Regions from separate parts of the Homo sapiens genome. Here region 2 is linked to region 1. A link is a contact called in ENCODE Hi-C data. All regions are on one chromosome and are shown on one strand. Each heading gives the region's core, a stretch centred on a gene start or an enhancer-like site at or near the end of the contact. The rest is flanking DNA. Distances are from core to core; before and after follow the strand shown.

Region 1 (2,931 bases), core at 133-2,632:
CTGGTCTCTGGGACCTAGGTCAGGAGGGCATGATGCTTTCAAATAGAAGAAGAAATCTCCAATTCTTTTGCCCTCTGTCTTTGCAAGCCCTATCTTTTATATTCACTTCCTCTGACTTCTCAGTAAACATTGGTTTGAAAGTGAATGGTATTATCAGCTGCCAGTTTACAATATAAGGGGGTCTGTAGAGGAATGAAGGAGAAGCAGCTTTGGAGGAGGGAAAAGTGATCAAAATTAGGTTTCCGTCCTTTTGGGTTGCAGGGGAGGCGGGGGTCACTGGTAACAGTAAGCCAATAACAGGGCTTTGCAGAGCAGGACTAATTCTGTGTTCTGCACTGGGTGAGGCAGGTGCAGTTGCCACCTGGGCTTCGATCTGGGTCCCAGAGGAGTTAGTTCATATCTTGGGGCCATCTTGCAACTGCAATCCCATTTTGAAGCCAGGTAGCAGAGTTTGTGCTCATAGTCATTTATTCTTTTTAACTGTTTCTGTCTTTTATTCTCCTTCTGTGTTTTCCAGAGCAGTCTTCTTCCCTCTCCCCAGCCTCCCCAAAGACCTGCAAATTTTGTTTTCTGTTAAGTGCTCATCTCCCCCGACCCCCCTACAGCTGGGGAAGGTGTTGGTATCTCCAGCGACTTCAGGCTTCAAGTTTCCTTCTAGGAGGTACAAGTTGGCTGCCCATGCAAATCAGTTTTGCCTGGGGATCTTGGGAGAAGAAAGGGAAGCTCAGAGGAGGCACTGATCTTGCCCTGTGTTTTAGGGAAGCTGCTTTCGCTGCTGCTTTCAAGTGACCCGGATCTCATTAAACATACTGATGTGGGGTGTGCTTCTGAGAAGGTGCCTGAGAAATGAACTTGGCTTGCTTGTTGCCTTTGAGGGTCTGTGGGAGAGAATCATAAGCCTGTCCAGATCTTATCTTCTCAGGAAGGGGCAGGAAAACAACACAGCAAAACAGCTGCCCGGACGAGAACACCATCTAGTGTCTTCACACAACACACCCACATTTGGTGGTTTCTGTTTCCCATGAAGATGAAAGAGGAGGGGAGAGGCGTGTCAGGGATTCCCTGAGCCCTGATAGGAGGGTTCAACTGGGCGAGGAAGGGACCATCAGGCCAACCCATGTAGGTGGACCCACTCAGCTCTCAGGACTCATCTCCTCCACCTGGACCGCTCTCCCTGGTGGGGCATTGAGGGACTGAGGGCTCTGGTTTTGTTCTCTAGAAGAGGTGATCCATCATTAAAAATCTATTAAACATGCACTCTGTGTCCACCTTGTACTCTGTGGAAGCCAATTAGATACAAGACCATCCTGGCCCATGTGCAACTTCATTAAACCAATCACCAATAAAGGAAAAATTAAGTAACATGTAACACACGTGCTCAAATCACACACATGAGCAGTTAGGTGGTACATGACTAATTGGCAAATGAAAGACACATTCACTCTCAGTTTGCTCCTACACTGACATTTCGCTGAATGAACGGAACAGTCAGAAGGGTAACACACCACTGCAGCTAGCTGAGGTGGGGGCGGGAAGGGGAGGGTCTTAGATAGGGCAGCGTGGCCTGGCTGGAGCTACGCCAGTTGTAATATGAAGGACTTGTTTTCTGGATGGATTCAGGGCCAAATTTGCCATGTTCCCGGAAGGCTCTGGTTGTACCTTCTTGGAAGACATCCATCCTACCTGCTCTCATCTGTCCCCTTCTCTTCGATCAGAACCTACTGCTGAGCCTTCCTCCATTGCTTGCTGTAACACACTCTGATATAGGTCCCCTGCTTCTACCCTTCAGAATGATGCCAGCAGCAGCTTGTCTGCTATTGCCTTGGCCAGGATAAATTCTAACTGAAATGCCAATAGAAATGAATTGAATGGAATGGAAGGTAATTGGTTTGGGCAAGTCTCAGCTCTGTTTCTCACTAGGTATGACTGTAAGCCTCAATTTCCTCATCTGTAAAATGAGTACAAAAAGGATATCTTTATTGTATGATTGTTATGAGGATCCCAGGAGATAATGAATGTGAGGGCACCTATCACAGCACTGGGTGTGTGTTCAGAGTCTACTGCTATGTGGGCATTCACCAAGGCCCATGCCAAAGCAGTGCTTCTCAAACCGGCGTGTGCATTCCGATCACCTGAGGAGCTTGTGAAACATGTGGATTCTGATTCAGTGGAACTGGATGGGGCCTGAAATTCTATATTTCTAGTAAGTTCCTGAGCTGGTTCAAGGACCACACTTTAAGTAGCAAGGTATAAAAGGACTTTGTGATCGGAATTCTGCATTTCCATGACTCACTCGAGTGCTGACCCTCCCCTGCATTGATGGTTTACGCTGACTCTTGCCTTCTCTGTGTTTGGAACCTTTTCCACCTCCTTCTAGTCTCTATCTCACTCCACCTCTGTTGCTGGCCTTTTTGGCACCTCAATCTACTTACCCCAGTGGCCTCTGACTCTGCACTTCTCTCCGACTCTGCCTTCTAGAGTGGCATTGCTCACACCGACCACCCGTCTTTAATGCTTCTGGTCTAGTGTCACAAGACTCTCTTAAAATTTGCCTGAGGTAACCTTTGGATAAAGCCCAACCCATTTTCCTTCTCCCCTGGGCTTCCAGGAAGCTTACAATGAAGTTTTGTGTTGAGTTATAACATTCTCTCCCCAAGTTTTATGATAAAATTAGTTTCTTCCCACTCGCCATTCTTCCGTTATGACTTGGTTCTTACAGATTTTATTTTTTTGTCTTATTGTAGGTGTTGCTATTTGCTAGCTGAGTGATCTTGGTCAAGTCACTTAACCTCTTTGGGATTCTGTTTTCTTTCCTATAAAGTGGGGATAATGAAGGTACCAACCTCGTAAGACTGTTGGAAGGATTAGATGAGTGAATATCTGTAAAGTCCTTAGAACAGTTTTTGACACATAGTAAGCACCACATGAATG
Region 2 (2,779 bases), core at 250-2,749, 6.6 Mb before region 1:
GTGCTTCGTAATGTTTTTTGACAAAATGAAATGCTGACTACAATAAAAGTCTCCAGCCAGGTCTCTTTGCCTCCTGCCCCATCCTTTCTGATTCATGTCTGATGCTTTGGATAGAGCCATATTCTTAAAACACAAGTTTTATCCTACCCAGTCCTTCTTCGGCAGAGTGTTTATTGGGTCCCACAACCCTTTTTGGAGGTTTATGGGAAATTAAGTGAAGTTAGGATCGAGATGATAGTGGGAAAATGTGCTGTGTGTCATTAATAACAATGCATTTAATTTTAAATTGGGGTTTACTTCAAACCCAAAACTGTGGGTTTGCTTTTTTAACCCATGAGCACAACAGGAAATGAATGAGTCAAGCTTCCTAGTATCTAGGGTCCTCTAGGTTGAGGCTTGATCAAATCAGCCCTGACTGCCCAGACCTGCCACTTAGGCAGCAGACCTGTCAGTGGTCCCAGGTGGTCACAGCCTACAGCTTCCCTTGCTGTGCTGTTCCCATGTGGGGCTCAGAGACCTTCCACCCAGCAGAGCAGCATGGGCTCTGGGGGTGGGACCCAGCTTCCTAGGGACTGTGTGTCTTCTGTGAAAGTGTGAACACTGAGGCCGGGGGATGAATATATGCTGGGTAGACAAGGCACACCCTGACTATAGCTATTTACAAAGTTGGGAAAACACAGTTTATTGAATTTCCTCTTCACTCAATGGTGGCCCATTTACCCCCTCTCTGTACTAAGAGGAAGTTCCATTAGCTCACACAAAGACAGCATTACGCATTCCTCAGCTTGGAAAAGCCCTTGAAGGAGATTGCTCAGTTGAAGAACAGCTGGGGCCTTCTGTTGGGGGCTGTAATCCAAATTCCCAAGAAATCTGCAAGTGTCTCATCAGCCCCGGCTGCTTGGAAGGACTCGCTCAGTTTCTCCCAAGGGCCTGTCTGTGGTGAGTGGTTACAGAGCAGCCTCAAAGCAGAGATGAACCAGCGCAAACTCCTACTCATTCCACAGAAACGGAGCAGGCAGGGCCTGCACCAAGGGCTGTGTCTTCTGACTTCCTTCTGTCCTGCAAGCTGCTCTTTGATCTGTCGTATCCAACCAAACTGGCTGCAGTTCCTTGAATGTAATTCCTTTTACTCTCTGAATCTTTATATTTAGACCTTAGGGGCCTTTTCCATGGGGAATAAGCCATCGCTAACACCTCATTTCCAGGAGAAAGTGACCAACACTACTTTTCTTTCCAATATTGACAAGGAGGGCTCTAGGGCAAAAGCCTGAGCAGGTCTGAAATGGCGTGATATTAGTCAAGTTCTCTGAAGATGATAGGATCAGCACTTCCTCAGAACTAGTTATTTTCTCAGAATGAACTGGGTGAGGCAAGATTGGAGATGACACAGGGGAAAAGAGGTGAGGTGTCCCCAGTCACCTTCTAGGGGATTCAGGTAGGACGAAGAGAAAAGCACACCCAGGAAGCTCAGGCCGCGGGCCTGGGTTTGTTCTACCCACTGGGCTGAGCATGGGGAGAAATTCAAACCCACATGGGGTTTTTCATGGAGGGAGCAGGCTGCTTCTAGAATAGAGTGCAGATGGCTTCCGCACTTAGGAGAACCACCACTGGGACATGCCTCCTGGGCAAGGGGAGCCAGGGACAGGGCTCTGGGAACAGAGCTCCAGGGAGGCCCAGTTTGCTGTCTTCCTGGAAAGGAGGGGTTTCCAGGTTCTTCTCTCCACATTGTCAGAACTCACATCCAAAACGTTGCATTGTGCTTTCCACCTCTTCCTTTTCTGTCTTCTGAAAGAGTCCCGCTGCACACTCCTTATCGCTTTCATTTTCACTTGTTTCCAAGAAAAGCTGTCCATTTTTCTTTACAGACTCAACAGCCAATGACAGCTAGTGGCACATAGTACCACATGCCTGGCACCATGTTAAACTTTTTATGTGCAATTTCATTTACACCTCACAACATCCTCATGGGGAGTTGTCAACTCCACGTGACAGGTGGGGAAATTAAAACTTGGAGAGGATAAGTAATGGGCCCAAGGTCACAATACAGGTAGCATGAGGACTCCCTGGGTCTGTCAGATTTAAGCCTGAGTCCTCAGCCCTGTTTCCTTAAAGTGACATCACACATCCCACACATTATTACCCTCCTCATTATCAACAACCGAGTCCTCCATGAGCCAATGTGCCATCAGCAATCTGACTAGTTTCACACGATTCCTGTGGTCTTGACAATTTATTGGAATAAAAAACATGTATCACTTATTGACAGAGCTTTGTGTTCAAGGCACATTCATACCCATTTCCTCAGCAGAACCTCACATCCCTACGAATTAGACAAGTCAGTCATTATTCTGCAGATGAGGAAACTGAGGCTCCAAGAGGATAAGTGACTTCTCCAAGGTCATACCACTGGAAACAGCAAAGTCAGAGCTAGAATTTCGGGGCTCCTGAGATATCCAGAATTCTTTCACTGTGCAATGCTGCCTCTCCAATAAATAAATGAACAAAATAAATAAATAAAGCTTTCAAGGGAACCCTGAGGAATCCTCCCTCAAGCCTGCCTCCAGAGGGAGTTCAGTTACCAGACTGGCACCTAAGAGTACTTTGGCAGAGGGGTGGGGGTCATGGCTGGATTCCCTGGGCCAGAATATCTGTTTTCAGAATGCTCCAGAGAAAGGCAGGGCTGAGATGACTCTGGATGGCACGCACAGGCCTGTCCCCTCACAGCTTCCATGCCTGTGGACTGAACTGCCTTTGTTTGAAGGCAGAGTCCAAATGGCCT

Evidence for each region. A loop is a pair of places that touch in the nucleus more often than their neighbours do. Pooled maps may share reads with other maps.
Region 2: a loop to region 1 is called in a map with no recorded cell type, with 13 times the contacts of the local background. The contact joins two enhancer-like sites. A Hi-C loop is called at or near these places in 2 of 37 single-sample maps with no recorded cell type and 1 of 50 pooled maps.

The regions. Positions count from the first base shown.
Region 1 is chr11:111,412,568-111,415,498 of GRCh38, reverse strand. LOC100132078 (a long non-coding RNA gene) reads left to right here. Exons shown (of 4, transcript NR_046085.1): 3 at 518-661; 4 at 759-1,257. It also overlaps a transcript of BTG4 not described here. Among named protein-coding and RNA genes, the nearest start is that of POU2AF1, 35 kb to the right of the region's middle. RefSeq lists an enhancer at 888-1,227. Within about 2 kb of position 1,382, at least 4 of the 41 ENCODE cell types and tissues checked have a DNase peak (open chromatin) inside an H3K27ac peak, as active enhancers do.
Region 2 is chr11:118,000,916-118,003,694 of GRCh38, reverse strand. It overlaps IL10RA (interleukin 10 receptor subunit alpha), which reads right to left. Exons shown (of 7, transcript NM_001558.4): 7 at 2,212-2,779. It overlaps SMIM35 (small integral membrane protein 35), which reads left to right. Exons shown (of 5, transcript NM_001394165.1): 5 at 1-61. Among named protein-coding and RNA genes, the nearest start is that of IL10RA, 16 kb to the right of the region's middle. Within about 2 kb of position 1,499, at least 14 of the 41 ENCODE cell types and tissues checked have a DNase peak (open chromatin) inside an H3K27ac peak, as active enhancers do.